4 separate regions of the Mus musculus genome follow, and regions 1, 2 and 3 are each linked to region 4. A link is a loop called in an ENCODE intact Hi-C map of the cell type or tissue named here. Cell type or tissue: left cerebral cortex. All regions are shown on one strand. Region 1 overlaps Ece1 (endothelin converting enzyme 1). Region 2 has its middle 8.3 kb from the start of Mul1. Region 3 has its middle 11 kb from the start of Cda. Region 4 holds the start of Mir7019 (microRNA 7019).

Region 1 (8,000 bases), 350 kb after region 4:
TAATAAATAGCCCAGTCTATGGTGTCCAGTTGCAACAACAATAAAGAGAGAACAATGTGCAGAGCCAGAGCTCAGGACATGGGTTCAAATCTCAGCTTTGTCCCTGCCTACCTATCTGGCCCCTCTTCTTCACATCCCAGGTCCCCATTGAGAACAACAATATCCATCTCACAGTACTGACAGGCTTCACTCTGGGACCAGACCTACTGCCAGCGCTCGGGAATAGCAGTTTCCCTCCTCACCTCTGGCTAGCACTCACCCCCTTCCCCAAGCCGCCACTGCACGCCACATTCAAAGTGGCCAGTGTGGCTATTATTTCTGAGAATACAACCCTTGGCTGTCTTGTGTCTTTTCAGTCCCATCTTCCTCCAACCCGCAGCACTTCAAAGGAGGGAAAGCCCAAGTGTCGTGCCACTGGATTGGCAAATGTCCCAGAGGATCTTGTCCGCCAGCCACTGAGCTCCACACTCAGCCCCCATTCACTCACGTCTGACAAGGTCAATGAGGAAAATACACAGCGCAGATCAAAGGGGCTGTCAAAAGCTCTCGGGGTGGGGGGGTGGGAGGGCACTCTCCCGGCAGGATTTCACGTCACACAAAAGTGCATGCAGGGGGTGCTCCATAAAAGCTCCCCCACTCACATGCCCAGAGATACCAAAAGCTGGTTCCCATGACAACGCCGCTGCCAATGTTATATATAAATGTGTGTCTGTCTGTGTGTGTGTGTGTGTGTGTGTGTGTGTGTACATAGCCACCCAGAGATGCACAGAAATAAACTCTTGGCATAAGTTCCCCCTATTCTAAATGTGAAATAACCTGCAAGGATTGATGACTGGAGGGAAAGAAGAAGGTGGCTTTTGAATAAACAGGCTCGCCTCCCTGGGACTGACACCTGCTTTGCTGTATGTCTGGCTTGTTTCCTGCACCTGGAATAAAGCGATACATCACTGTTGAAAGAATGAATAAATGATGGATAAAGAAGAAAAAGAAAGCCCTGTGTCGTCGTGGGGCAAGCCTTTAATCCTGGCACTAGGGAGGCAGAGGCAGGCGGATTTCTGAGTTCGAGGCCAGCCTGGTCTACAGATCGAATTCCAGGACAATCAGGGCTGCACAGAGAAACCTTGTCTCAAAGAGAGACAGAAACAGAGAGAGAGAGAGAGAGAGAGAGAGAGAGAGAGAGAGAGAGGCATCCTGCCAGTCCGGGCTAGAAAGAGTTCCTGCTGGTGTCTAGTCACATCTAACCTGCTTTTTGCTGGTGGTGGGGTTTTGTTTTTGTTTTTGTTTTTGTTTTTTGTTTTCTGATGAAAGAGCTGAAGCTTGTGAGGAGGAGGAAATTGCTAGGTGTGGAAACATCTGTAATCCCAGCACTAATTGGGTAGGGACCTGAGGCAGGAGGATTGTGAGTTCAAGGCCTGCTTATGCTAAATAGGGAAATCAAGGGACACATAATGAGCTGTGTGTGTGTGTGTGTGTGTGTGTGATTTTCTGTATAGCCCTGTCTGTCCTGGAACTCACTCTGTAGACCAGGCTGGACCCAAACTCAGAAATCCACCTGACTCTGCCTCCCAAGGGCTGGGACTAAAGGTGGGCACCACCACTGCCTGGCAAGAGGTTCTATTTTTAAAATGGGGGCTATAAGTGGTGTCTGGCACCTGCCTTTAATCCCAGCCCTCGGGAGGCAGAGGCAGGTGGATCTCTGAGTTCCAGGCCAGCCTAGTCTACAAAGTGAGTTCCAGATCAACCAGGGCTACACAGAGAAACCCTGTCTTGAAAAAAACAAGCAAACAAACAAAAAACACCCCCCCCCAAAAAAAGAAAAGAAAACAGGCTGCACAAGCCATGCAGAGCAAGCCAGTGAGCAGCATCCTTCCACGGCCTCTGCATCAGCTCCTGCCTCCAGGCTCCTCCCTGCTTCAGTGCCAGTCCTGACTTCCTTCATTGATGAGCAGTGATGTGAAAGCATAAACCAAAAAAGCCCTTGCCTCCCCAGTCGCTTTGGTCAAAGTGTTACATCACAGCAATAGTAACCCTAAGAAACAGACAACCAAGAAAATAGATAAAATCAAGGTGGTATAATACATAAACATTTTAAATGAATTCATTTTAAATGAATATAAATATTTAAACATTTAATATATTGTTTATTATGTTATACATATATTTATATGTACAATATATGTATATCTATATATACATATATATATACACACACATATATATGTCTACTACTCAGTAGGTGGAGTCAGGAGAATCAGAAATTCAAGACCATTCTTGGTTACATATTAAGTTCAAGGCTAGCTTGGGATATATGAGACCCTGACTCAAAAAACGAAACAAAATAAAAAAAAAATAAGTAAAAAGCCATTATGGTGTTGCCTGCCATCTGAGCACTGGAAAGGTAGAAACAGAAAGGTCACCACAAAATTGAGGGCAGTCTGGGCTATATAGTGAGTTCCAGGGCAGCCTGGACTACATAGAGAGAGCCCAGGAGCCTGAGGAGGAAGAACATGTGCTCTTATTTTTTTAAAAAGATTTATTTATTTATTATATGTAAGTACACTGTAGCTGTCTTCAGACACACCAGAAGAGGGCATCAGATCTCATGGCAGATGGTTGTGAGCCACCATGTGGTTGCTGGGGTTTGAACTCAGGACCTTTGGAAAAGCTGTCAGTGCTCTTAACCGTTTTTTTTTTTTTTTTGCTTTTTGTTTTAATCTATCTATCTATCTATCTATCTATCTATCTATCTATCTATCTATCTATCTATCTATCTATCTATCTATCTATCTATCTATCTATCTATTTGAGACAGGGTTTCTCTGTGTAGCTCTGGCTATCCTGGAACTCACTTTGTAGAGCAGGCTGGCCTCAAACTCAGAAATCCACCTGCCTCTGCCTCCCAAGTGCTGGGATTAAAGGCGAGCGCCACCACACCCGGCCAGTTCAGGATTTCTTAACGGTCTGTTTGCCTTCTAATGTCTAAGGACTAGGGGGTGGGTCTTGTCAGCCCCAGCAGCTCTCTCACCTGAAGAACTCTGGGCTCTTTGGCCTCAGGAGATCAAGCGACAGGATGTGGATCCAGGGCTGAGTCCCTTGTGTTCTGGTGCCACCTAGTGGTCGTAACGTAACACTGCCATGTGAAACTGCTTGAGCCAGCCCACGCCCTTTGTAGAACCAGGGATGTACCCAGGTTCTGGGCAAATACATGGAAATGATGGGAGCCTAGGCATGGGCTCCTTGATACCCCAGGTGTGTCATGCTTCCGTACTAGGTCAGCTATGGGTTGTGCCCTATTAGTCTCTGGCTCCGGGACAGAGGCAGATGGATCTCTGGGGCTTGAGGTCAGCCTGGTCTATATAATAAAGTTCCAGGCAGCCATGGCTATATGAGACCTTGCCTCTAAACAAAACGCCTAACACCTCCTTAAAGGCCTATACCACCATGTTTGGTCTTTATTTTGTTTGTTTTTAAGATTTATTTTGTTTTAATTTATGACTCCATGTGAGTGCCTGCGTGCATGTGTGTACCATGTGTAGCTTCTCTCCCAGATACACATTCATCACATGATCAAACTGCACTTCCTTACTTGGTACCACTGTCTCAGGTGTGACATAGTTACCTGTCTTAGGCATCACATGACATGCTCACCTGGGAGGGACAGGGGACACACATTTCAGCATGAGGGTCCTAGGTTCCATCCCCTGCACACCATAAACTCGATGTGGTGGTGCACACCTGTAATCTCCACTCTTGGGAGGTGGAGGCAGGAGGATCAGAAGTTTAGGGTTATCCTCGGCTACACCGAAAGTTCAAGACCAGCCTGGGCTACATGAAATTCCGTCTTAAAGACACAGAACAAAACAAAACAAAAATGAAAATAGTCTTGGGTACTGCTGTGCATCTTCTCATTAACAGCAATCAGCTTAATGCATTCTGCTTAAGATAACAATGTAACCATGGTGGCTGTAACAATGTAACCATGGTGGCTGTAACAGTGTAACCATTGTGGCTGTAACAATGTATCTTGGTGGCTGTAATGCACGACAGGGAGGAGATGCCCTGCACCACACCCATCCACAGACAGTGATGTTGGGATCTGGGTTGTGAGTACAGTGGAATTACAAGCATTTATAGCACGGACCTTTCTGTGCATGGGTAGAACATGTCTCTGCACGGATTCTCATCTTCACTGAAGCACAGTTGTCTTCTGAAGTTATTTGTCCTTGGGCCATTTCTGAAGTGAGGTCTGTGAGGCATTTAAAGACTTCCTTAACTTCTCCTTCCCGGGCTGGAGAGATGGCTCCGTGGTTAAGAGCACTGACTGTTCTTCCAGAGGTCCTGAGTTCAATTCCCAGCAACCACATGGTGGCTCACAACCATCTGCAATGGGGTCCGATGCCCTCTTCTGGTGTCTGAAGACAGCTACAGTGTACTTACATATAATAAATAAATCTTTAAAAACAAACAAACAAAAGACCTTCTCCTTCCCACGGAATGCCTCTGCCTAGCTCTTTGGCTCACACAGTTAAGGATTTCAGATCACTTACATTTTTCCAGTTGTTCTTGACGCAGCTCTGTTCTCTCCACAGTCCTCAGCTGCAAGGGAAAACCCTGAACAGCCAGGCAGGAGGCTCAGGTTTTGCATCGGGAGAGGGGCATTACTGACTTGGCACAGATGGACTGTTTATGAAAAGGAGGGAAGAGAAGAGCAGTGGGGACTCAGGGCGATGAGAACTGTCAGTACTCTTGGTTGCTAGGAAGAGGGTCTGTTAGGAGTACCGTCGTCTGCAGGCCAGGGCCTGGGGGTACAGCAGGAAACTGACAGGAGATGTCCCTTCTTGGGGAAGGGGTGGGCAGTAGCTAGTGTGTGTGCATGGAGTATACACAGAAGTCCATCCTGTGTGTGCATGGGTGTGACGTCACGGAGCCAGGAGAGAGGCCTGGAGCACTAACACCCTCCCTCCCACGACAGCCAGAGGAAGAGCCAACCCTGTCAACACTTGGATCTTGGCCTTTGAACCTTGAGAACAATGAGATAACAGATTTCGGTCATGTTAGGCATCGAGTTTGAGTTTGTGGTGTCTGTCACAGCACTAGCAAACAGACACACCCTAGTCAGAAAGAGACATCTTTGTGGACTAGGAGGCGAGGAAGGGCTTCCTAGAGAAGGTGATGCTGTGTGGGACCTTGAAGGATGGGTAGGAGTTTATGAGGCAGAGATAGATGCCCAGGGAGAACACTGTAAATGGAGACTGTGTAGAAGATAGCCAGAGGAGGTGGGTACCCTGAGAATGCCAGCTACCGCTCACTCAGCTCCCCTTAGGCCCAGGAAATGAAAACACTAGAGACTTAGATTATACCAGCCAGATTTATAATGATAAATCTCCAGCCCCAAAATACCTGTGCAAAGAATACACAACTCAGTTAATATAAATACAAGCTGCATACCTAGATTGGGCAAAAATACCCTACACTGCTCTATTATCCATCTATGAAATCCCTAGCTACTTGTGGCTCCTCCAGACCACGTTGGGTCTGCTCCACCTTCACCCTCTTCTTCCTCCATCTTCTCCCTTCATCCTCCCTCTCTTCTCTCCCTTCTCCTCCTCCTCCTCTCCCTTCTCCTCCTCCTCCTCTCCCTTCTCCTCCTCCTCCTCTCCCTTCTCCTCCTCCTTCTCTCCCTTCTCTAAAACTTTCAGCTGTGCCTTTTCCTTCCATTGCCCAGACACAGGCTCTAGCCTTCTTTGACCAATTAAGATTTCACCTGACATCACCCGAGTGATCTCCTCCTCATTGGGACACCCCTCTTGAGGGCGCAGGAAATACAAATAACAATCCACACCAGGCTTTGTTTTTTGTTTTTGTTTTGTTTTGTTTTTGGAAACTCTAATCAAGCATCTGGGACTGGAAAGTCCTTTGCTCTAAGACAATGGAAACCCGATTTTCTCAGTGTGTGTGTGTGTGTGTGTGTGCGTGTGCGCGCGTGTGCATATGTGAGGGTGCATGTGTGCTCGTGGGTATTTGCATGTGTGTGCGTGGGGGGAGGAGGACACTGTTCTCACCAGCAAGGAGTACGTACAAAGCACCTCCTGGAAGGAATGGCTGGGGGTGGGGGGTGGCACAGGCAGCAATAACCTGTTACTCCTCAGGGTCTTAGACTTCTGAAAGAATTGGTAGCTTTGTGCTGTCCAGGGTCCCTCCCATGATCCAGGACACACATCCTCCAAGGACAGACACACAGACACACTGCTCTTGGTATAAGTACTTTATTTTAATTATAATAGTGCCACACCAAAACTACAGTAGCACAAAACACAATAATACAAAAAAATAAGAGTCCCCAGCTCCAAACCCCATGTCCTTGTGCCTGCAGGGAAACTCCGGGCTTGAGAGAAGGGGTCTTTCTGAGGGCAGATGCCCTTCCCGCTACCGCCCTTCTCAAATCTCTGGAGGGGCGGGGCTTGGGGTTCTGCTTTTGTGCCCATCCATCCCTAACCAGTCTGCGTCTTCCTGCCTTGGCTCCCTGCACACCCTGAGCAATGTCCATATGGCTGAACCCAGTTCAGGACCCCGCTTCTAGATACCAGTATCCAGGACTGCCACTCTATGGAGAGGCAAGGCGACGGGATAGAAAGGGCAGATGATCCAGACCCAGAAGGTCCCCCTTTGTGTGGCAGGGCACGGCTCCAGCACCTTCCTGCCTTCTTATGTTACCTTTCCCCCGAAGAGCCGAGACCTCGAATGTGTTTACAGGGACCAAGAACCTTGCCAGGTGCCTGCTTGTAGTTCCCATCCTAGCAAGCGGGGCCGAGACCATATTGTCTCTGCGTCTTGGTCAAGGAGGACTCCGGCTTCCAGGTGTGTGTGTGTGTGTGTGTGTGTGTGTGTGTGTGTGTGTGTGTGTGTGTGTGTGTGTGTGTGAGCGCACGCCGTGCTGTGTGGTGTGGGAGCATGGCCTGCCAGGGGCTGTAATGGGCACTACTAGGCTTCTCCCACACATATCACAAGAGCTTGCTCCCTGCAGGAGTCATGAGAACTGCGGTGAGCGCCACCTAGTGGGAGCCCACATATCTACTACGTGATGCTGTGGGTGGATGACTTTCTGCCATTCCCTGGAGCCCAATGGGGCTGGGAACATTCCAGTCTTGGCCTGCTCTGGCTACAGCATCCACCTCCAAAAAAACAGAGAGGGGGAGGGGGTGAGGGGAATCCCTCTATCTACAAGGACTGAATTGATTCAATGTGCGTGCCACGGGTGGCTGAAAGCCTGAGAGGTCAGCAGCTCCTGACACTGGACGTCTATCTGGAATGGCTGTCCTGTAGGCAGGTTGGGGTGGTACCCTGGGGCTTCTGGGAATGGGGCTATGGTGTTGGCTTCTAGTCAGGACACTTGGGGGCTCCACTGGGAAAGCAAGCCAAATGCTGCCTCCTAGTGGGGCTCAGGGTCTGCAGCCTGGGGTAAGGCACTAGAGAAGGGGGTCCCAGGAGCCAGGCCAGGGCAACTACAGGCTACAGAGCTTGGAGGGAGAACTGGGCTGAGTTTTTTTTCCCCTTTCCCTCTGCACAGAGGATCAGTGAAGCTGACCACTTCAGGATGTCAGAATTGCTACAGAGAGGCAACGGGTCTCAGGGCCAGAAGAGGTGGGACCAAAAAAAAAAAAAAAAAAAAGACATCTTTGGACAACAGGGTGCATCTGGTGGGGTGTGGGTTCTCAGCTCCAACAGGCTCCTATGTTCTAGTCTAGAGTGTTCGGGTGCCACGTGATATGAAGGTCATTACTCTGCCTTTGTGCTGCCTCAACTATCACTTGGGTATCAACCCATCCTTGTTGGGCTTCCCATGGTTGGACTCCAGCGACAGGACAGGTAAGCTGAGAAGGTCACGCCCATAACCAGGCCCTTCAGCTGCTCACCCCCTCTGCCTGGGCCCCTACATCTCCTGACTGCACCGGTGACTATAGAAGTAATTACACCAGCAATGGGCTAAAGTAGTGCTCGCT
Region 2 (8,000 bases), 110 kb before region 4:
GGGGCATCGGCATGCCCTGGTGCATGTGTGGAGGTCATGGGAGTCAGTTCTCTCCTCCTAGTGGGTTCTGGGATAGAACTCAGACCAGCAGGCTTAGATATCAGGAGCTTCACCCACTGAGCCACCTCACACCACCATGTCCAAAGCATAGTTTTAATGAGCACGTATCCCTCCCAGTATTCTCTCCCAGTACAGAGAGGGGGTTCAGAGGGCACAAGAGTGACATTTTTCTTTTAACAATCAATTAAAAAAAACTCAGAGTTCATAAAATGGAATGTGCTATGAAACGGATTTATTTTTTATGGATCCCTGTATGTTAGCTACACCATTTGTGTGCAATGCCTGTGGAGGCCAGAAGAGGGCATCGGGTACCCTGGAACTGGAGTTCCACATAGTGGTGGACCTAACATGAGCAGTAAGTGCTCTTAAGAGATGAGCCATGGCTCCAGCTCCCACATAGATTTCTTTCCTAAAGAATAAAAAAGAACAAAAGCTTAAAGGAGCAGTAAACTAACATGCTATGGGCAGCTAGGGTCAGTTAACCATGGGATCAGAGCTCAGCTTTGATGGAAATGTGTGGAGGAACAATTAAGTGAAAGCAAAGCAAACAGCGAGAAGATTCCAGGGCAGGGTCATTGCAGTGCAAGCCCCGAAAGGAAGCAGTCACTACTTACAAGCTGCAGAGTTGGTACACGGCCTACCAATGACAGCACTGCCATAGAGCTCACAGGACTCAGGCTTTGGGGCTTCCTAAAAGAAGAGACATCCACGGAGGAACACCTAGAGCCCACATCAGCATCCTTCTTAAACACTAATTACCACCAGGTGAAGCATCCGTTGAAATCTTTCCCTTATGTTTGTCTTGTTTGTTTTGTATGGTGGATGTTACCCACACTACCCACCAACTCCTCCTCTAGTGATCTTCCTGCCCACTGAGTAACTGGAGCTATAGGCTCATGTCACCATTCCTGGCTTCTTTTGTCTGTATCGTCGTCGTTGTTGTTACTTTTGATTTGTTTGTGGTGCTGGGAATTGAACCCAGGGCCTTGTGCATGCTAAGCAAGCACCCTACCACTGAGCCATACCCCCAACCCTGGTTTCTGGTTACCAAGAGTTCTTCATATATTCTTGATAGCAGCCCTTGATGAGATCACATATTTGACTTGCTGACATTTCCTCCTGTCTCCAGCTTGACTTCTCCTTTGGAGAACAGAAGTTGCGAGGATTTATAAAGTCCAGCAGAACCGGTTTCCCTTTAGGGGTCCTGCTTTTATTGGCTCATCTACAAAATCATTGCCTGTGGGTTAAAGGAGTGGTCTGGGAGACAAAGGTGTTTGCTCTGCAAACACAAGGACCTGAGTTCAAATCCCCAGCAGCTACATAAAAAGCCAGGTGAAGAGTGGGGAACCCTGGGATCTCTCTGGCTAGTAAACTTCTGGGGAGAGTGAGAGGCCTTGTCTCAAAGCAGTAAGGCAGGGAGTAGAAGGCACTCAGTGTCCTGCTTTGGCCTCCATGTGGAAGCTCACAGGTGTGTATGCTCACACAGTCACCTGCATATACCATACATACACACATACACCGCACACACACACACACACACACACACACACACACACACACACACACACACACATACACCACATATACTACACTACACACATACACACACATACAGCACACACTCTCTTACACTATATGCAACACACACATACCACACACATACACCACATACACACACACACCACATATACACTACACACATACACAGACATACCACACACATACAGCACATGTATAGCACACACACAAACACACATACATGCAACACACACCACATACAGACATACCATACACACACACCACATACATATAGTGCACACACACTCTTACACTTTCACATTACATGCAACACACACACATACTGTTGTGTTGTATAAAAATAAAGAAAGAAGGAATATGTCTGGTGGAGGTGTAGTCATGTGGGGGGAGGGACGCCTCTTTGGGCCCCTGCTGAGGCATCCCTTCCCCCTGAGGGACCAGCCACACCATGGTATAGTGTAGAATAGAGTTTATTCAGGGCAAGGGAAGGGGAGTTGAGAGGGTAGGAGAGACAGAGAAAGGGAGAGAGGGAGAGGGAGAGGGAGAGGGAGAGGGAGAGGGAGAGGGAGAGGGAGAGGGAGAGGGAGAGGGAGGAGGAGTAGATGCTGGCCATGAGCACATGGGGGTGGGCAATGAGGAGATTGGAAGGGACCAGAGGACAGAGCAAGAGCAAAAAGGCAAGAGCAAGAGAGGAAAGGGACAGGCAGCCCCTTTTGTAGTGAGTCAGGTACACCTGGCTGTTGCCAGGTAACTGTGGGGTGGAGCCTAGACAAAGTGCTAACACATGCAACACACACACACAACACATATACATTCACATGCAACAAACACACACAGAGTACACACACACACACTTTTGTCTACATTAAAATCACAAAAATGGCCAGGCATGAAAACAGACTCTGGAGTCCCAGAGTAGGGAGGTAAGGACAAGGCTTGGGAGATGGGAGGTCAGTCCTGGATTACAAAGCAAGACCATCTCACACTGAAGCAAGCTGGATGTGGTGATGTGTGTCTTTAATCCTAGCACTGGAGAGGCAGAGGCAGGTGGACGTCCGGTGAGTTGAGGTCAGCCCAGTTAACACCGGGAGTTCCTGACCAGCCAGGGCTACATAGTAAGACCTTGTCTCAAAACCAATAGGCAACTCACACACATTTCCTCTATGTTTTCTCAAAGGTTGTGCAAGTTTAGGGTGTGGTTAGCTTTGGCAGCTGGATCTGGCATGGTTTCCCATGAAGCAGTGCGTGCTATCATCATCACCCCAGCAAAGCAACGAGGGCTATGTTAATCCCCAGCTCACAAATACAGGCACCAAGGCTCAGCCAGGAGACATCACTTAGGGCTTATCCACCGTACATGCTTCAGTAGAATGTAGTGTTATGTATCTTTCTGAGACAGAGTCTCATGTGTTCTAGATTCACTCGGAAATTACTGTGCAGTGGAGAATCGCCCTGAGCCCCCGATTCCCCTTGCCTCTACCTCATGGTGTGAGGGACTGTGTCCAGTTTATGCGGTGCCGGGGAGCTAACCCAGGGTTTCACACCTGTGAGGCAGACACTCTGCCAACTGAGCTACATCCCACTCAGTTAATATCGTTGGCCTCCGAAACAACCCGGCAACTGAGTCATTTCCATCTGTGAACCATATCGCTTGTATTCAAATGTTTATCACCACAGCCCATCTGGAGAGCTGGTGTCGAAGACAAAATTCCTGGATTCAAATCGAGGCTCGGGTCAGTCCGTCACTAGGGAAAATGCAAATGATTTGTTTGCATAAACTCACCCTCTAAAAGCCTTTCAGTCATTTTACGTCACGGGGAATGGCCAATGGTTGTTGCAGTTGATAGTTTCAGCCACGTGGGGGCACCAGGAGCATGGGATACAGAAGATTGGTGCCCATGAGGGAGACAGGCTCTAGGGAAGTGAGGAAGGAAAGGAAAAAAAGACTTTGGTTTTGTATTGGTTGGTTGCGTGGTAGGTTGGTTGGTTTGGTTTGGTTTGGTTTGGTTTGGTTTGGTTTGGTTTGGTTTGGTTTGGTTTGGTTTGGTTTGGTTTGGTTCGGTTCGGTTTGGTTCGGTTTGGTTCGGTTCGGTTTGAGGCAGGGTCCCATGTGTCCTAAGCTTGCTTCAACCTCATCACTACGAAGCCAAGGATGTGCCATGATGACTTCACCGAACATGACTTCAGTCTCCTGCGACTCCTGCCTCCCCTTCTCAAGTGCTGGGATCAGAGATGTGCATCATCAGGGCCGCTTCCCGGTTTCCATAATGCTGGGGAATCAAACGCCAGCCTATTGCAAGATGGTGAGCACTCTATCAACTGGGCCACAACCTCAGCCCGGACAAGGGAAATTTCAGGAAGGCACTGACTGAATTATGGTCCCTCGAGAGCCCAGGAAAGGCTCAAGCTCACTGCTCACCAGCAGGCTCTGTGGCAGTATCTTTAAAAGACCTTTACCCCTACCCTCGCCCGGGAACCACAGGAGCCATGTAGCCAACAGGAAGACATCTACAACCTGTTGGTAAGGAAGGGTGGCTCACTCAAGTCAGGCGTGGGAGTCAGGTGCCTGAGAGCTAGGTCAGCCATGCCATCTCTGGCCAGGCCTGTCATCTACCTGAACCTAACAGGTGGCGGTGGCGGTGGTGGCAGTGGTGGTGGTGTGGCTTTCTTTTTTTTTTTTTTTTTTTTTTTTTTTTGACTTTTCAGGGTTTTTAATAGTCACACGCAGAGGGCTGGTTCATTTCAGATCCTTCACTGCCAAACCCGGGGGTAGGGACTGCTTCAACTTCTCTGCCTTTTCCTTGTCTGTGATAACCAGGGTGTAAAGGTACCTGCTGCAGCGAACCTTGAACTTCACATTATCCTTGTTTTTCTTGATCTTGACAGACTTGGCATCCTTCCGCCGGGCTGTCAGCAGAAAGTCCTTGATCTCCTCAATTTTACAAGGCATGGCGACGCGGGCTCGGCTCTGGCGTCCGCACAGCGACGAGAACCGAAGAGAAACAGGGAAAGCGTGGCTTTCTTTAGTTTGGCTGGTTAGTGAAAGAAGATCTCTTGTAGCCCTAGATGGGTTTTGAACTCACACTTCAGGTCAGGATGACCTTGAATTTCTTGTCCTCTCACCTCATCTTCCAAGCTCTAGGATCACGGGGCTGCTACACTATACTCAGCTAAGCCTCAGTCAGTCAGTCAGTCAGTCTGTCTGTCTGTCTGTCTGTCTGTCTCTCTCTAAGTTTTTATTGATTCTTTGTGAATTTCACATCCTGCACCCCAACCCCACTCACCTCCCCATCCCTCCATATTTGCCCTCTGCCCTTGCAACCTGGCCTCAAAAGAACACAAACAAAACAAAACAACAGCTACAAAAATAACTCACTTTGGGAGCTGCCGTGTGTCACCATGTGTCACACAGTACACCCTTTTGCCCAAACAGCTTTTTTTGCAAATGTTCATTGCAGTGAATCATTGGTCTAGTTTGAGGCCTTTGGCTTCTGCTACTGGCTCCTCACTGGGACTCCTCTCTGATATTTGCCCAGGCGAGGTGCAGGGCCTGCTTTCCCAAATGCAACCGCTGGTACAGTGCAAGGCCAACTCGCCTGCTCTTATGCCCTCGGAGCCAGCTTTCCCATGCTGCCCAGGTGCCAACCTGCAGAGCCCTCAGATGTCAGCAAGGCCGTAGGCAGCAGTGCAGACCAGAGATGTCTGCATAGGCTTTGATAGTAACATGGGCCACGGACGACATCAAGACAGGCCCTCACTGCTGCAAGGCCATGGACCCACACATGGCCTTTAATGGCAGCCCCAGGCCTGGATCTCACCACAGCCTCAGGTGGCATTCCAGGCTTCTCACATCAGTTCCTCACTACTGTCAAATCTCCAGTTCTACTTTTCTTCATTGTGCACACATCCTTTGGTTTTTCTTTCTCTTCCATCTCTCCACCACTTACTTTCTCATCTTAGTGACACCTGAGGCCTCTGGGTGTCTTCCTCAGGTGTCACCGCAGGTGAGATCCACCCTGCCTGTGCCTGTGGTATCAAAGCCTCAGTCTCTTATCTGTCAAATGAAAATGGAGGTAGCTGCCTCCTTCCGTGGCTTCCTTAAGATGGATAGCCATTTCAATATTATGAGCCCCACGTCTCCCAGCTAGAGGAAGGGGAAAGTCCCACCTTCTCCACTACATATCTAAGCTCAGACAAAACAAACTTGCAGACAGGACACAACTGTCTATTCAACTGAAACCTTGATGGACAAGCCTGACTCCATCTTAAGGTGAGAAGCTATCTGAGTACAAGGTCAAATTAATGAGCTGGAGAGATGGCTCGGCAGTTAAAAGCACTGGATGTTCTTCCAGAGGACCTGAGTTCAATTCCCAGCACCCACATGTCAGCTCACAACTGTCTGTAGCTCCAGTTCCAGGAATCCAACAGCCTTACACAGACACAAGCGTAAGCAAAACACCAATGTTCATAAAAGAAAAACAAGGTCAAAATGAATTCATTCCTGTCTGACTATGTCTTGACCCATTTTCTAGAATTTGGCATGTTCTATACCACTGTCTCTGACCCGCCAGGTCCCAAATAATGACACAGAGACTTATATTTATTTATGAAAGTTTAGGCCTTAGCTTAGGCGATTTCCCAACTAGCTCCTGTAACTTATTTAACACATTTATTGTAATTCACACTCATCACGAGGCCTCTTACCTCTCATTCCATCCTGGTATGCCTGACTCCTCCACATCTGGCTGGAGACTTCTCTCCCAGAGTCCCTATCTATGCCCAGACGTCCTGCCTTCAACTTCCTGTGTAGCTATAGACTGTCAGCTCTTTATGAAAGCCAATCAGAGAATGCCTTAGGCAGGTGCGGAAGAACAGAGGCACACCATCACACTGTGTACAAAAATCTTACCCCAACACTATACCCTAACCTCTGCCCTGATGAGATGTTCTGCAAGTTCCTATATAACCAAAAATCTTTGGGAACCCCCTACTCTTGCTGTTTTTGAACCATATAAACCCTACTTTTTCCTATATGCAATGGTATTCTCTCAAGTCCTGCTTTAGAGAGATAGCCCTGTGTGACAAAAAAACAAAGCTTGCTTAATTTAACATGTTGCACTGGTGGGTGTCTTAGTTAGGGTTTTACTGCTGTGAACAGACACCATGACCAAGGCAACTCTTCTTAAAGGACAACATTTAATTGGGGCTGGCTTACAGGTTCAGAGGTTCAGTCCATTATCATCAAGGCAGGAAGCAAGACTGTATAGGCAGATGTGGTGCTGGAGGAGCTGAGAGTTCTGCCTCTAGTTCCAAAGACAGCTAAGAGAAGAATGGCTTCCATGCAGCCAGGACAAGGGTCTTAAAGCCCACCCCCACAGTGACACACTTCCTCTAGCAAGGCACACCTCCTAATAGTGCCACTCCTTGGGCCAAGCGTATTCAAACCACCACAGTGGTCTTTACTCTCAGGATTAACAAATGCTCAGACGATTTAGGCTCTTGGCCAATAGATGAGCTTAGAGGATGTTTTCAGCCTGAGATTACAAATAGAGAGAGAGTTTATGTTAGCCAAGAATCCATTCTGTACAAAGTCATGGAAACTCAAGGTCAAGGCTAAGGGGAGACCAGTGAAAAGCCAAGGATGAAAGTCTAAGCAGCCGCCCACTGCCCCATTCACATAAACACCTCCTTAAGTCGGCTCCCTAAGACTCTCATCCCACTGTTATACTTGACCCAACTCGGTAAAGGTAAATGGAGACAGACGGCTCAGAGGTTAAAGAGCTTACTGCTCTTTTAAAAGACCTGAATCCTGCTCCCAGCACTTATATCAGGCCTTAAACTCCAGCTTGAGGGCTGTACTAATGTGCACACGTGTTCACACATGTGTACATAATTAAAATGAAATAACTAGTTATGATGGCGAATCTTGGTTATCAGCTTGCTTTATGTGTAAAGAGGGGACCTCAGCTGGGAGACTGCTCCATCAGATCGGACTGAGGTCATACCCATGATGCACTTTGCTAATTAATAATTGATGTAGAGGATCCAGCTCACTGCAGTGGTGTAGCCACTCCAGGGCATGTAAGCCTCAGCTGCGTGCCAGATAGTGATGTCGCACGCCTTTAATGCCAGCACTTGGGAGGAAGAGGCAGGTGGACCTCTGTGAGTTTGGGACCAGCCTGGTCTACAGAGTGACTTCCAGGACAGCAGGGCTACACAGAGAAACCCTGTCTCAAAAAAAAAAAAAAAAAAAAAAAAGCAGAACAAACAAGGAAACAAAGCAGCCAGTATGCATAATATGCAGCATTCCTCTATGGCTTCTACTTCAGTTCCTGCCTTCTGGACCCTGCCTTGAACTCCTGTCCTGATTTCCCTCGGTACTGGACACAACCTACAAGCTG
Region 3 (8,000 bases), 59 kb before region 4:
TGCTCTTCCAGAGGACCCAGGGTCAATTCCAAGCAGCAACCTGGTCCCCTGCACCCACCCATTACTACAGTTCCGGGGCCTCTGATGCCCTCTTCTGGCCTCCAAGGGCACTACACACAAATGATGCACAGACATGCAGGCAAAACATTCTTCATATGCGTAAGATTAAAAAAAACCAAGTCACGCACGGTGGTCCATACCTTTCATTCTAGCCTTCAGGAGGCAGAGACAGGCAGATCTCTGTAAGTTTGAAGCCAGCCTTGATTACATAGTGAGTTCCAGGCAGCTTAGGTAGGCATAGTGAGGTACTAACTCAAAATAAAAATAAGTTAATAAATAAAATCTTTTTAAAATTTTTCCAGGCCAACTTCAACTAGATAAGAAGCTCGAGTCCATCCGGTCTTACATGAGAACACATCTCAATAATAAAGAGAGAGAGAGAGAGAATAGAAATAGCTAGAGAAACTATCATAAATGTGAAATATAATAATTATGGGTAATGTTAGAAGAATACAAAGAAATAGCTTTCATTGTTTGTGTTTGTGTGTTTTTAATCATATGTAATATATACGAATATGTACACATAATATTATATATTATATATCCCATATTATAATATAATCTATAACATAATACACATATATATGTGAATATATATATACTATTTATAATTTGTGTCTATGTACAATTCTTGATCTACATGAATTCCTGGTGCTGGGGAATCTCTGACAGTAGTAGAGCAAGCCAGTCTTACTACCCAAGCCCTGGAACCAGGGGAGGAGGCTGCCTGCAAGAGGCTGCCTACTAGCTTTATGGAGTTGGTTCCCTCGTTCCAACTCCACAGAGGTTCTAGGGATCGAAGCTCAGGATACCAGATTTTTTTGAGACAAATGCGTGTGCCTGCCAAGCCATCTTACTGGCCCAGAAAAATGATCAATTTTTAAGTAATTTAAAGAAAAGATGTCCATTTAATTAAAAAAAAAGTAGAAAAAGACAAGATGAGAGTGAAGCGAAGCTAAAGAACAGGTCCCTGCCACAGACCCCCGTCTACCCAGCTCAGAGCCCTGATGCAGACCCCTCTCCACCCAGCTCAGAGCCCTGATGCAGACCCCTCTCCACCCAGCTCAGAGCCCTGATGCAGACCCCTCTCCACCCAGCTCAGAGCCCTGATGCAGACCCCCGTCCACCCAGCAGGTGCAGAGGCTCCCGTGCATCACTGTAATGAGGTTGGCTGTAGACGCATGGGAAAAGCTAAGAGGCAAAAGCTAAGAGGTGGGCTGATGCTGAGTTACCAGGAACACCTCTAGATTCCACTGCAGAACCAGCCAGCCAGGAGAGCTGCCACCACTGCCACCAACTCCAGAACCTCCCTGCTCTGAACAGCTGCCAGGACATGAATTCACCACGGTCCTTCCCAGCACTGAGAAGCCAGGACCGACCTGGCACCAGGGGACATCTCTCTGTAGCTGCCACAGAGGAACCAGATCACATCTGCCACAGTGCACCTCTCCCTGACTGACGCTCAAGTCCCTTTCTGAATCATCTGCTCTTCTGAACAGAAGCCACATTGAGGCAGAAGTCCTAGTTACCTGGGTACCTGGAAGGGCCTTCTCCAGCCCTTGAGTGTCTAGAACACAAGGAGCCATGATGGCGGGAGTGGGGGTGTAGGAGGGTGGGGAGGACGGGATGGAGCATGACGGGACTGAGCAGGATTGTCTGGTATCTGCTTGCAGCCCACTCATCACAACCTCCATTTCCACCCCACTATTTCTTCCTAGATCTCCATGAAAGCATCACAAAGTGGTGTCGCCAGAGCCAAGGTAACTGCGCGTCAATCTAATGAGAACCGCATTCATCTGTGGTGCACACCTTTAATCCTAGCCCTTGGGAAGCAGAGGCAGGCAGATATGTGAGTTAGAAGCCACTATGGCTTACATAGTGAGTTCCAGGACAGCCAGGAAACACCTCCTCATCAGAGAGAGAGAGAGAGAGAGAGAGAGAGAGAGAGAGAGAGAGAGAGAGAGAGAGAGAGAGAGAGAGAGAGAGAGAGAAGAGAGACTGTAACCAAGGTTAGCACTAGCAAGAAGAAATCTGAGCGTGACAAGTCAGGAAGCGTTGGCAGTGCTTGCCTTGCAGCAAACAACCTTCCCTCCACTCCCCCTCCGTGGCCTTGGCCTTCAGCACGCCACCTGCACAATCTGAGGTTTGCCATCCTGGATCGATCATCTGCACTCGACTCAGGAGGGAGCCGAGGCAGGCATGAGCCAGCCATGCTGAGGGGATGTCACCCCCTATTAATTTTTACAAGTAGCCAAGGAAGGTGATGGCACTCGGGGAGTTTCAGAGTGTCCAGAGGCAGGTTTTTCTGTGTTTTCATCTGGAAGAGTTGGTTGCTATGCCAACCTAGAACTCATCCCGGAGCTATCCCCCACCCCCTCCCTCTGCTCAACCAAGCATAAGGAATACGCAATTGCCAGGTCTGAGTCTCAACTTCCAGACCAGTGGCTCTTTGGGGGTACTCTGATGGAAATGTAGGGTTTATTTATTTATTTATTTATTTAGTCTACTAGGACCTCTAAAGAAGCAGAGGCCATGGTCTTGAGAAGGGGAGTGCCCCATTCCCATCTCTGTCCCTGTGATAAAATACCAGGCCAAGAAGCAAGTCAGCAGAGACAGGGGCTATTCAGCTCGCTATTCCCAGTTACAGTCCATCACTGTGGGAAAGTCTCGGCAGCAGGAACCGAAGCAGCTGGTCACGTCAGTCAAGAGTGGAGACATAAAGGCGTGAATGCTTGCTCCTCATCTCTTCTCTGTGCCTGTCCAGTCCAAGCCCCCAAACACAGAATATGCAGTCCACTGATGGATGGGTCTCCCCATCTCCACTACCCCAGTTAAGAAGAAATTCCTCATGTGCATGCCCACAGGACAACCTGAGCTAGACTATGTGCCACGGACTCACTTCTCCAGGGAGTCTAGGTTGTGGGAAATTGACAATGAAGGCCATCATCCTGGAGAACAAAGCTCTGTGTTCCCTGAGCGATGAATTATGGAAAAGCAATATCTCACTGCACTGGGTTCTGGCTGCAGCATACGCCAAATTCTTCATTCCGGATACATTTGTTTGTCTCTTAGCGCTGGCACGAACAAAGCCTCAGTAGCTCATGTCACTAACGCATAAAACAGGGGACTCTGGTGAGAATATGCAGCGGTATGACCAGCACATCACACGCTCACATTTTTGTTTTTGCTAGAAAAGTGGGGGAAGGAGCTTCCATTCAGAGGTGATGCTGTCTGGACCACCATGATGCGGGATATTTGTTAATCTCCCTGGGATCCCTGGCAGAGCCAGGATAAATGTCTGCTCCCACAGGCGATTAATCTGGGCAACTTCCACAAATGACAGTTTCCAGTGTGGCCAGCAGGCCACCAGATGGCAGTCTGGCCCTCTCAGGACCTGCTACCATGAAGGCTGAGTCACTGTTCTTGGCAGATGGGCGCTTAGCTATGGTGGGAAGACTAAGGTTAGACAATAACTGCAGGTCACCTCAGGAAGAGAGCCGCCATTTTATTCAGGCCATCTGCATACTCAGCTCAAAGACAACCTTCCTTGCTATTAGATGAAAGCTTATTAGATTCTGGACAATAAAACATGAACGAGGGTCCATCCTTCCTTTCATTCCCCCACGTTTCCTCCCTGCTCCTCAGAAAGGGTCTGTGAAGACTAACACTTCGGTAGCCATCTTAAGGATGATGTGCCATGGTGCACATTTGGGAAGTTAAAGGACAGTCTGTTGAGGAAGGCTGCTCTCGTTCACCCATGTGGGTTCCAGGGCTGGAACTCAGGACATTAAACTTGATACTAAGTGCCTTTACCCCCTGAGCCATCTCACCAACTCTAAGACAAATTTGAAAATGGAAGGCACAAAAATGTGGGACCCGAGTCCCTGAAGACAATGCTGGACGAGATGGAAAGAGAAATAAGATTGCATTTGATATGAACCAACCTGGGCATAAAGTGACCTTTAATCCTTGGACACTAGAGGCAGAGGCAGGAGGATTGTTGCAGGTTTGAGGCAAGCCTGAGTTACACAGAAGACCTTATAATAAATAACTAAATATATAAACAAACAAACAAAATAGCTGATCTGTGGTGGCACACACCTTTAATCCCAGCACTTGGGAGGCAGAGGCAGGCGGATTTCTGAGATCAAGGCTAGCCCGGTCTATGAAGTGAGTTCCAGGATAGCCAGGGTTACACAGAGAAACCCTGTCGCGAAAAACCAACCAACCAACCAAACAACCAAACAACCAAACAACCAAACAAAAACCAATATCCAAACCATTTATTTGGAGCTTTCTCAAAGGTAAGTCAAACCAATACTAACACTTAGAATAAATCATATATCAGAGAATAAATACAAAGTGTAGCAATAACTGGATACAAGGGTAATCTAGCCACAACATCCTCCATCTCATAGGTCACCAGGTGTGTCTTAGGGAGACACCATGATCAAGGCAACTCTTCTAAGAACAGCATTAAATTGGGGCTGACTTACAGGTTCAGAGGTTCAGTCCAGTATTGTCAAGGTGGAAGCATGGCAGCATCCAGGCAGCCATGGTGCTGGAGGAGCTGAGAGTTCTACACCTTGTTCCAAAGGCAAACAGAAGACTGACTCCCACATGGCTAAGGAGGGTCTCAAAGCCCACCCCCATAGTGGCCACACCTCCTAATAGTGCCAGGCCCTGGGTCAAGCATATTCAAACCACCACAAGGTAGGTTCAACTCCTCTGGCTTGCTAAGCTGGTGTTTCTTTCTTCCCTTGTGGCCCCGTGTTTGTTCTTCTCAAATCTGTGTGCTTGATTGAAGGGAATAACTGTTTATTACAATCAAGCAGCCCTTAGAGGGGAGTTCTTCACTCTGGGGTTTCGGGCAGTTCCACTCTGAGGTTTCCGGCAGCTCTACTCCAGAGTTTATAGTATCCTGGATCTACAGCATCCGTTCCAGGGTTTACTGGGATTCCACCCCAGGATTTACTTCTGCTCCACTCGCTTTGGTTATAATAGCTTCAAGACAAGCTCTCAAAATACTGCAGAAAAGTTAATGCTACCAGAAGTAGGCTGCCAGGCACAAGCCTGGAATCCAGATACTCAGGAGGCTGAGGCAGGAGGATTGTGAGTTTGACGTCTGCCTGGACTACAGACTGAGTTCAAGGGTAGCCTGATCAATTTAGTGAGACCCTGGCTCAGACATGACAACGAAAGAATGGTAGAACATTTGTCTAGCATGTACAATATAATATGATATGACAGATTCTTTTGTGTGTATCAGGATTTGCCTGCATGTGACTGTGCACCTTATTCATACCTACTGCCTATATAAGCCAGAAAAGTTTGATCACATGGAACTGGAGTTAGAGATGGTTGTGAACTCCATGTGGGTGCAGGGAATCGAACCTTGCTCCTCTGTGAGAGCAGCTGATGCTCCTAAACACGGAAGCATCTCTCCCTATCTGCCTTGTTTGTTTTGAAACAAGCTCTCATTGCATAACCCTGTCAGGCCTAGAACTCACTTTGTACATGAGGCGGGCCTAGAACTCAGAGCTCAGAGATCTGCCGGCCTCCTCCTCCCCAGTGCTGGGTGGGTTGTTTTTATTTTTAGGCAGTGATAATGCCACTTGGAGCAGAATCTGCTTTAAAAGGACCAAAAGTCTAAAAATAAGAACAAGCTTTGTTATCTTGGGGCCTACGGAATCTATGAATTTGGAAAGAAAATTTCACGAGCTGCTAATAAACATTTAACCTTACCATTTTATAAATGCGAGCAATAAATGAGGATAATTATCAGCTCCAGTGACTTTGACCCCAATATAAATTCTGTTTCCATATCACTTTATTACAGGTATTAACTTATTGACTGATAAATATTTTTTACTTTGACTGCTCCTTCAAGGTCACAATAACTAATAAGCCTATTTCTGGATTGTGCTATTTGGTGCATTAATTAGAATGTATGCATACTCGCTGGGGTATGGTGGTATAAGCCTTTCAGCCCAGCACTTCAGAGGCAGAGGTAAATGGATCTCTGTAAGTTCAGGGCCAGCTTGTCTACATAGTTTCTTCCAGGCCAGCCAGAATATATAATGAGACCCTGTTTAAAACAAATTATATACACTGATATCACAAATATTTTAATTATTCTAGTAATTATTTCAATACATTTCAGCATTTTCAAGATGTTTCCCTAGGTTTCACAAGACAACCAAAGGGGTAGGGCGTTATGAAGGCTGATGAGCCCTAAATAAAGACAGTTTTACACTATTAACATCAACATTGAGGGAGGCAGGAGTAGCAATTTTAATACTTTAAATTTTTGTTACATTTATTTATTTACTTGGAGGGGATGAGCACATAGCATGGTGTGCATGTGAAGATAAAAGGACAAATTATGAGAATTAATTTTCTCCTTCTACCACATGGGTCCTGAGAATCAAACTCAGATTATTCGATCAGCAAGCTCCTGGTTTCAACGAACCATCTCTTTCTTTCTTTCTTTCTTTCTTTCTTTCTTTCTTTCTTTCTTTCTTTCTCTTTCTTTCTTTCTTTCTTTCTTTCTTTCTTTCTTTCTTTCTTTCTTTCTTTCTTTCTTTCTTTCTTTCTTTCCTCCTTCCTTCCTTTCTTTTTCTTTTTTTAGGATAACAAATAGAGAAATACATATTTTTAAAAGAAAAAAATTAATAAGATATAATAATCACTAAATAATGCCCCTTATAGCAGCAAAAGATGTAAAGCAACATTAAAATATGTATGAATTAAAGCTGTAGTCAGGGCCAGGAGTGGCGGCAGCGGCGCACGCCTTTAATCCCAGCACTGGGGAGGCAGAGGCAGGTGGATTTCTGAGTTCCAGGCCAGCCTGGTCTACAGAGTGAGTTCCAGGACAGCCAGAGCTATACAGAGAAACCCTGTCTCGAAACACACACACACACACACACACACACACACACACACACACACACACACACACACACACACACACAAAACCAAAAAGCTGTAGTCAGAGTTTAGCAAACCTTTCCCAGAACCTGACGGATCAGTTAGGCACAAATATGACTCTCTCCTGTGTGTGTGTGTGTGTGTGTGTGTGCGCGCGCGTGTGTGTGCATTTGTGTGTTTGTTTGCGTTGTGCATGTATTAAATAAGGTCTCACTGTGTAGCCATAGCTGGCCTTAAAGTCACTGTGTAGACCAGGCCAGTCTTGAACTTCCAAGTACCAGGAACAAAAAAAAGTCCCCTTCAACTGGTTAACTGAGCTGACTCAGGAGGAATAGAAACTTCTAATAGCCCAATAAACCACCCCACCCCCCGAAGTTCTCACCATGTAGTCAATTTACCTCAGCCTCTCACCTGCTAGTATTGCAAACTTGCACTACACCGATTGGCTCTATTCCTACATTTTTTTAAAAGATGAGTACACTGTAGCTGTTTTTAGGCGCACCAGCAGAGGGCATTGGATCTCACTACAGATGGTTGTGAGGCACCATGGGGTTGCTGGGAATTGAACTCAGGACCTCTGAAAGAGCATTCAGTGCTCTTAACTGCTGAGCCATCTCTCCAGCACTCCAGCTAGCCCTTGTTTTATTGTTATATTTAGACAGAGTCTCACATGTACCCCAGGCTGGCCTGGACTTGGCTCACTATGTAGATCAGGCTGGTCTTGAACTCACAGAGATCTGCTTGCCTCTGCCTCCTTAGTGCCAGGCTCCCAGTGATGGGACATTTACCCGGTTTCTTTCTCTGTGCTGTTCTGATGGACATGTCAGTCACATCCCATTCATTTCTGTGGAAACTGACTAAGGAAGTTGACCAAGGGCTTCCTGCACACTGCGCTATGTACTTTCCTAACATCTCTGGCTGATTTCCCATAAATTACTGTATGTCCCATTAAAAATCTGCTGTTTCCTTTTTTCTGTTTTAGTTTACAGCCTTCAGTAGTATTTGTCTAC
Region 4 (8,000 bases):
GTGTGCATGGAAAATAGATGAGCTATCCATTCACACTTCCCAGAATAGCTAACCTATTGTAAGAACAATAGCCGACACCATGAGGTGGGGAAACAGAGCACTCACTCCTGGTGGTGTTGCCAATGGAACATAATACAAAATTAAATAGGTGTTTACCACACCAGCCTGTCGTTGAAGTTGTCAGCATCTACTGGGGGGAAACAGAAACAGTCACACAAAACCCTGTGTGCTGCAGTTTCTATGGAAAACAGTAACCCTAACCTCTGAAGATTAACAATAGACTCATTCTCCCTGGTAATTCCACTTCTGTATGAATATTTGGCATAATGGAAATCGTATACAGACCTTTCTGCACTGAAGCTCAAGGCTACTTACTGACTATAGCCAGGGGGTGAAGTGACCCACCCCACCCCACCCCACCCATGTCCTTCAGTGCATGAATGGATAAACGGAGTAGATACAATAGAGGGTATTATCTAGCCTTTGAAAAGGAATTCTGGCACCTGCTACACATGGATGAATCTTAAAGACAGTGTACGGCTCTAGTTCTAAGAGCCAGGCTTCTCTGCATGCCCGGACAGAGAGGGGAAGAATGGAATATCGTTCTATAGTAGGCACAGAGCCTTATAGTTTTGCAGAGCTGGAATGATGATAGTGGTTGCTTAGCAACATGATCGTTCCTAACACTGCAGAAGTATTCAAATGTATGTCAGACATATTTGACAATATGTGCTAGGCATGTTGGACCATATCTCTAGTCTGAACACTTGTGGGAGGCAGAGGCAGGCAGATCACAGAGTCTGAGGAGAGCCTGGTCTACAGAGCAAGCCAGATATAGATGTAGGGAGACTCTGTCTCAAAAGAAAAGAAAAATTACAATTTAAATATAAATCTATTTAGTGTAGTATATTGATGATGGTAGCAACATTGTTCATAATACCCCGGAACAAAAACATCCACCCGTGAGTGAAGAGACAGTAACATAAGCCATGGTTTGTATGTCCATGATGAAGTCTCCCTCCGCAGTTAGCAAGCAACCAGCTAGACATGCAGATTGGGACCTGAATGTACCTTGGGCAGCAGGCTAAATGTAGAAACTGGGGCTTAGAAAGCTGCACGCTGCACGATTCCATGTCTAACTCTTAATATGGGTCATCTGAGGATGGCACTGTGGTGGTACAGAGGTTGGAGGAACCAAGGAGCTGTGGCTACGGAGCAGCCCTGTGTCTTGACTGGGTGGTCATCACATGAGACCACATGAAGTGAGATTGTAGGAGGCTGCACACTGATGCACAGGTGTGCACGCATGCATACACATGGATACACACATGCCCACACACATGTGCATATACACATGCAAGTGTGGTTGCAGTTAAGTGTGGACCATGCAGTGATGCAGTGTGGAATGTGCTACCGCAGTATGGTATCTTGTGCTCAAAACCCTGGTTGATGGGGATCACTCTGCAAATATCTCTCCCACCCCTCGGGATTTGGGTTTGTAAAGCTATGGGCAAGGGCACACCCATTTCCATTGTATTAAACAGTTAGAAGCTTTGGTTTAAAATATAGTAGCTTCTAGGGACCCAGTGCCTTAGGAACCACAGAAGGCGTGTGTGACAGGCTGGTCCCCAGGGCTGGTCCTGGAGGAAGGGTGACCCAGTCTGGGCTTGAGTCAATAGGGTTTTGCCAGGCACAGCAAGAACGCAGATGGGGGCCTGGGGGAGAGATCGGGAAGGGACTCAGGAAGAGGGAACTGCAGAGCAAGCCCAGATATGCAGGGCAGGGGCATAGCTCAGTGACAGTACTTGCCTAGCGTAGGTAGGGCTCGAGGACCCCAGAAACCAACAAGTGTAGGCGTGCACAGCCCAGCCTGGCATAGCTCCAGGGCAAGCCACAGCTGTCCCCTAGTGACCACAGGGGATGGGTTCTAGGTCCTGTTCAGTCAGATAGCCAAATACATAGGAACCAGGTTAATAAGATGACAGTACTGTATGGACCCGTCCATATTCCTGTGAGCTGTCAGTTGTTAGTATATCACTCACAGTGCCCAACGTGGCATTACACAGACTGGAACAAATGCCATGTGACTGTTCATAGAATAATGGCAAGAAAAAAGTGCCCATACAAGTTACTTGTCTTGTTTTGTTTAGTTGTTAAAGACAAGGTCTCAGGCCAGGCATGGTGGCACACTCCTTTAATCCCAGCACTTGGGAGGTAGAGGCAGGTGGATTTCTAAGTTCAAGGCTAGCCTGGTTTACAGAGTGAGTTCCAGGACAGCCAGGGCTAGACTGAGAAACCCTGTCTCAAACAACTTACCCTCCCTCAAAGAGAGAGAGAGAGAGAGAGAGAGAGAGAGAGAGAGAGAGAGAGAGAGAGAGAGAAAGGTGAGAAAGACTGTCTTAGGCAATGAAGCAGAAGCAGGCTGCATGAGAACCCTGTATCAATGTGCCTCCCCACTCTTGTGTTTGCTATGTAGGTGGCCCCTCCCCTCCCCCCCATTCCCCGCCCTCCACCTCCAGATAACTACATTCTTTTCCCTCACAGGCAATTTTTACACAGAAAACCAAGCGCGTGTCTGACCCACTGGACACTCGATGCTGGCAGGGCTTCCGTCTGGAGGATTATCTGATAGGGCAAGCCATTGGCAAGGGTTGCAATGCCGCTGTGTATGAAGCCACCATGCCCACGCTGCCCCAGCACCTGGAAAAGGCCAAACACCTTGGCCTTATAGGAAAGGGCCCGGATGTCGTCCTGAAGGGAGCAGACGGGGAGCAGGCTCCAGGGACTCCCACCTTTCCCTTTGCCATCAAGATGATGTGGAATATCTCGGTAAGGATGGACTGTCCTCCTTCTGAGCAGGCACGTCTCAAAGAGATTGTCTTTGGGGACTGGGGGAGACTTTCACAGGCTTTCCACAAGAAAGCCTATGGGGTTAGGCTTCTCCTGTCTTATGTGAGCGTCTGATTTTTTCGCAAGTTCTGATGGTGCCGCCCAGGCTTCTGTTCTGTGAACTACTCTGAGCAGCAACTGCCTAAACCACCGGTTTCTGAGCTGACGCTTAGTTCATCTGAGGTCAGCCATAAAACCGTTCACTCCTCCTTCCATGACTGGCTTCTCTGGCCAGGGAGGAGCCATGGTCTTCTCTATACCCCAGCATGATCCAAAGCTGTCTGTCCCCTCTCTGTGGTCAGTTTTGAGCTGGTGGTGACAGAAGACATCCCTGGTGGCAAGCATCAAGGGCTCTGAAATCTTGGCCTCTGTTCATTCCCAGGGCCACTTAACTACCAAGAGTTCGAGGTATAGCAAGCGTTCTCTAAGTGGTACCTTCCGCCGGTTTCGGGGAGTAGATGGTTTGGGCTTGCCACGTTAGAGGTGTTTATCTCACCTCGATGGTCAAAGCCAGATCTAGGTTGCCATCGTCTTGGTTCAGATCCCACAGGTCTGTTTAATCACACGTGCCCTGTGGCTGTGTTTCAGGCAGGTTCCTCCAGCGAAGCCATCTTAAGCAAAATGAGCCAGGAGCTGGTCCCGGCAAGCCGCGTGGCTTTGGCTGGAGAGTATGGAGCAGTTACTTACAGGTGAGCACTCCTTTGCCCACCGAGCAATCACGTGCTCTTTGAGAATAAACGTCTCCCCAGCACTACTACGCTGCACAGTTATCGCGTGATGTCCTGTAAGAATTTTTGATTTGTGGATAAGTTAAACTTGTGTCACACCGGCTAATAATGATGCTGGTGGCTGATTCCCATGGGTGCAGGAGTAAACACCAGCCAAAGAGGCCCAGTTCAGAAGGCTAGGCATTGTCCTAATTCTGGCAAAGCAGTGTGTGGGTGTAGCGCCACCTAGTGGTAAGCCTTTGTGACTGAGGCGCCACCTAGTGGTTCACATGTACTGTCTCCACGGGCGGGAACACTATTGACAGTGGCTGAGAGCCTGAAGTGCAAACTCCCGTAGCCCTAACCCTTCTACTTATTTCTATGACTTTCTTAGCTGCCTGGCTTCGGTCCTATGTGTCTATTCGATTTTTCCAGGTTTCTCTGGTTGACAATTGGTTCTGTATTCTACCTCTGGTGCCTGTGCCAAGGGTACTAGCTGAAATTCTGCTGGGTCTCCAGAGACACCCCCCCCCCCAGACGACTCATGGCTCATGCATGCCCACTTGGCCTCTGTCCGGAAACCTCGGACTCTGCTCCTTGCTGCCTCTCCCACCTCAGGTCTCGCCCTTGCCTGTCTGTACCCTCCCCACTCCCGAAAGCTCACCCCGTCTTCCTCAGAAGCCAGAGCTCTGACTTTCTGCATTGCTCAGGCTGCAGTCTCTGCACACTGCAGACAGACCTAACTTGGACCAAATCTCCCATCTCCCCACACTGCCTTGAAGCTACTATGACACCTGCCAGGGTGCTGCCAGCCTCCTGCTGAGGTCCTGACACTCCGTGTCACCATTCACCCAGGGCAAGGACAGTGCTACATAGTGCAAGGACCCACTCCTGTGACACAGAGGGGCAGTACAAGAACACACATGAACTAGGCCCCAGGACAGGGCAGTTATCCTCCCAAACTTGGCTCATCACTGGGGACTCCTCCACTCTCCTCTGCACCCTTAGCACTGGTGCTCCTCTCTGTGGCTCTTCTGGTCCTGCAAGCCTTTGCTTCCAGTCGCCTTCCCTGTGTCCCCTAAGAGAAGTGACCTACCTGCCTGTTCCTTTTCCCAGCAGCCATCAGGATCTCAGATGAACCCATGAGCACCCTGACCTTGGTTCCTAATGCCCACTTTTGGTCCAGTCAGCTTTGGCAGAGAGGCAGAGCCACCCTGTCCACAGTGCTTTGTGGGGCCCTGGCTGTGGGGCATCCTGCAGGGGTGAACAAGGGCCACCAGGTGGCAGCACTACAGCGAACTGCATCAGTGTTGGGGACTCATTTGGGAAAGAGGATGCTAGTCCCTGTGAAGGGGGAGATGACTTGGGCTGGGTCCCTGTCCTCAGAGAGCTAAAAGAATTACTCTCGTGTTGGATCTCAAAGCGGCGACTCTGCTCTATACATAGTTCCAGCATTGTAGCTAATGCTTGGCTCTCTGTGTGACCATAGTAAATGCTAACAGAGCATCAGCCTTGCTGAGTCCCTGTGCTGCTGAGCACGACTGTAGTGCTCTGTGCGTATCAACCGCCTTGTACAGAGCATCGCTGAGTCTGTATTTCCCACTCTGCCCTGAGCTCAGAGGGAATGAGTAGCATTGCCCAAGGACTGAGTGTGGCAGTCGCCAGGGTCTCTGAGCCACTGTGTTCCACCATGTGAGATGGATAGATGGGCCAAAGGGTGGGCTAGAATGGGAGAAGTCACCCCTGTTGGGGTGCAATAGCTGGAAGAGAGCAGACCTGCAGTGGATATGGCAACTCTGCCTGAATGGGTGCCTGAGGTGGTGGCCTTAGCTCGTCTGCCCAGCACTTGTCTCTGATGCTGGCCCCATCTGCTGTTCCATTTGCCTGAACAGAAGATCCAGAGATGGTCCCAAGCAGCTTGCCCCACACCCTAACATCATCCGGGTTTTCCGCGCCTTCACCTCATCTGTGCCCCTCCTGCCGGGGGCCCTGGCTGACTATCCTGATATGCTGCCCCCACACTACTACCCAGAAGGCCTGGGCCACGGTCGCACACTGTTCCTCGTTATGAAGAAGTAAGTGGTGGTGCTTGTGTGGGGGCGGGGGTAAGGATCGTGCAGCAGCCTCTCCTGTCCCATGGGAGCTGGTCTGTGCTTGGAGCACAGGGAAGAACAAAGCACGCAGAAATGAGAGCCGTGTAGGAGAGAGCTGGGTTAGAATGAATGATAGATCATCTCATCTTCCAGAATGTGCGCTTGGCACCTTGGTAGCTCCTCCCTCTATGGCGTCCTCTTTCAGTGCCAGCTAACTTCAGAGACGGCGCTGAGGAGTTGGGGAGTGACACTGGCATGGCTTCTGAGATTTGGGGTCAGGGTGGATGAGATCTGAAAGGATGCCTGGGAATAAAGATAGGAGAAACTCCAGAAGGGGAAAGGCCCAGTCCTAGCACGGAAGGAGGCCATGGAAATTGTGATCCCCAGACATTCTGTCCCCTCCTGCCAGCTACCCCTGTACCCTGCGCCAGTACCTTGAGGAGCAGACTCCCAGTTCTCGCCTGGCTACCATGATGACCTTGCAGTTGCTGGAGGGCGTGGACCATCTGGTTCAGCAGGGCATTGCCCATCGGGATCTCAAGTCCGACAACATCCTTGTGGAGTGGGACTCAGGTAGCTGCTGGCCAGAGCCACAGTGCTCTGGACACACCCAGAGTGCTCCAAGAAGGGGCATTAGAGACCCTGAGGGCAGTGTGTGTGTGTACATGTGACATGCACATGTCGAGGCCAAAGGTTGGGGCCTGGCCCCTGTCTCCTTCTCTCTCCCTTATGTTTTTAGAAAGGGTCATTCACTGAGCCTGGCGCTCACTGTTTCAGTAAGGCTAGCTGCCCACCAAGGCCCTGGGATCTCTCTCCATCACCCTAGTGCTGAGGTTATAGCTTTGACATGGGTGGTGGGGATCCAAGTAGGTCCTCACTACTCTAACCACTGAGCAATCTCCCCAGCCCTCTGAATATTCTGTACTGCCTTCTTTAGCTCTACTTCAAGAGAGGACTCCCCTCCATCTCATGGGTAAGATAGGCAACAGCCCTCTTACAGTTCCTGGGGTCTTCTCTGTGGCCCCCTTGCAGAACAATACCATCTGTCCTGTAGTTTTTGAACCAGTGAGAGGTAGGAGAGGTAGCCAGATTGTGGCTCAGTGAAAGCTGCCCACACAAACCCCTGGCTTCTCCATCACTGGCAACATGCAGTGAGCATGCAATGAGAAGCCCTGCCTGGGATGTTCTAGAGGATTGCCGGGCTGGAGAGATGGCTCCGTGCTTAAGTGCTCCTCTCTTCTGGATGGCCTGAGTTTGGTTCCCAGCACCCAGGTGGAAACGCACAGCTGCCTCTAACTCCAGCTCCAGAAGATCTGGCGCCCTCTTCTGGCCTCTCCGGGCACCAACACACATAGATAAAAATAAAACAGATCTTTTTTTTTCCAGACCTGAGGAACTGAACCCAGGGCCTTGCGCTCTACCACTGAGCTAAATCCCCAACCCCAAAACAAATCTTTTTAAAAATTAAACTTAAAATAATTAAATGTGTCACTAGAAAGCTTTCTTAGGAACTCCAGGAGCCTTTCTCTCCCAAGGTCCATTTGTTAGATTATTGGCATTACAAACTCAAATGTAAGACTCCTAGAATATAAAGACCCTTGGGGACCATTTTGCCAAGGATGAAGTCTCTGAGCTGTATCTAGTCTAGTTCATCCTTACCTTGGTGGTAGCGTCTGGAGGGGATCTGGGAGGGGCTGTCAGGAGTACAGGCCGACTGCACCGCTCACCTTGGCCGCCTCTCTGCAGATGGCTGTCCCTGGCTAGTGATCTCAGACTTTGGCTGCTGCCTGGCTGACCAGCATGTTGGCCTGCGGCTGCCTTTCAACAGCTCCAGTGTAGAGCGTGGTGGCAATGGCTCCCTGATGGCCCCTGAGGTGAGTCCTGCCTGCTGTGTTTGTGTCCTGCCAGCAGGGGGCATTTCCTAAACGTTCCCAATAAGCGACTGCCCCCACTTTCACTGGGCTGGCCTGAGGTCCCCGGGAGGTCTGTCTGCATCAATGGGTGGCTGTGGCAGATGTCTCCCGGCTTCATGCCTCCCTGTGATGCATTTACATGCAGGGTTCAGATTTGATCCCAGCTTAGGCTGTGCATGAACACAAAAGATGGGCCCAGTGGGGCCTGACCTCTCTTTCTGCTTCCCGCAGGTGTCCACAGCCCATTCTGGCCCCAGTGCGGTAATTGACTACAGCAAAGCCGATACCTGGGCTGTGGGGGCCATCGCCTATGAAATCTTTGGGCTTGCCAATCCCTTCTATGGCCAAGGCAGTGCCCACCTCGAGAGCCGCAGCTACCAGGAAGCTCAGCTGCCTGA

What was found. Peaks named below come from ENCODE experiments on the same cell type or tissue, not always from the same donor. Only the 100,000 strongest peaks of a DNase experiment are listed, where the experiment ranks them.
Region 1: it touches region 4 in a loop (3-fold over the local background); 7 of 42 quality-filtered maps call a loop at or near these places.
Region 2: a loop joins it to region 4, with 6 times the contacts of the local background. A loop is called at or near these places in 36 of 42 quality-filtered maps.
Region 3: a loop joins it to region 4, with 5 times the contacts of the local background. A loop is called at or near these places in 20 of 42 quality-filtered maps.

What each region holds. Positions count from the first base shown.
Region 1 is chr4:137,963,480-137,971,479 of GRCm38, reverse strand. It overlaps Ece1 (endothelin converting enzyme 1), which reads right to left. Exons shown (of 19, transcript NM_001369179.1): 19 at 6,252-8,000. Among named protein-coding and RNA genes, the nearest start is that of Eif4g3, 26 kb to the left of the region's middle. In left cerebral cortex, CTCF peaks have their summits at 3,119 (motif pointing left), 4,407 (motif pointing left) and 7,076 (motif pointing left); DNase peaks (open chromatin) are centred at 3,111 and 7,070.
Region 2 is chr4:138,422,339-138,430,338 of GRCm38, reverse strand. It overlaps the pseudogene Rpl38-ps1. Among named protein-coding and RNA genes, the nearest start is that of Mul1, 8.3 kb to the left of the region's middle. In left cerebral cortex, CTCF peaks have their summits at 348 (motif pointing right) and 3,444 (motif pointing right); DNase peaks (open chromatin) are centred at 368, 2,906 and 3,431; H3K4me3 peaks cover 505 bases; H3K27ac peaks cover 678 bases.
Region 3 is chr4:138,374,752-138,382,751 of GRCm38, reverse strand. No RefSeq gene overlaps it. Among named protein-coding and RNA genes, the nearest start is that of Cda, 11 kb to the right of the region's middle. In left cerebral cortex, CTCF peaks have their summits at 100 (motif pointing left) and 3,426 (motif pointing right); DNase peaks (open chromatin) are centred at 92, 2,275, 3,438 and 5,044.
Region 4 is chr4:138,315,567-138,323,566 of GRCm38, reverse strand. It overlaps Pink1 (PTEN induced putative kinase 1), which reads left to right. Exons shown (of 8, transcript NM_026880.2): 2 at 2,545-2,829; 3 at 3,478-3,578; 4 at 5,489-5,671; 5 at 6,099-6,262; 6 at 7,436-7,563; 7 at 7,834-8,000. It overlaps Mir7019 (microRNA 7019), which reads left to right and starts at 7,367; the gene lies at 7,367-7,435. In left cerebral cortex, CTCF peaks have their summits at 3,853 (motif pointing left), 4,870 (motif pointing right), 6,988 (motif pointing left) and 7,602 (motif pointing right); DNase peaks (open chromatin) are centred at 695, 3,850 and 4,888; H3K27ac peaks cover 1,079 bases.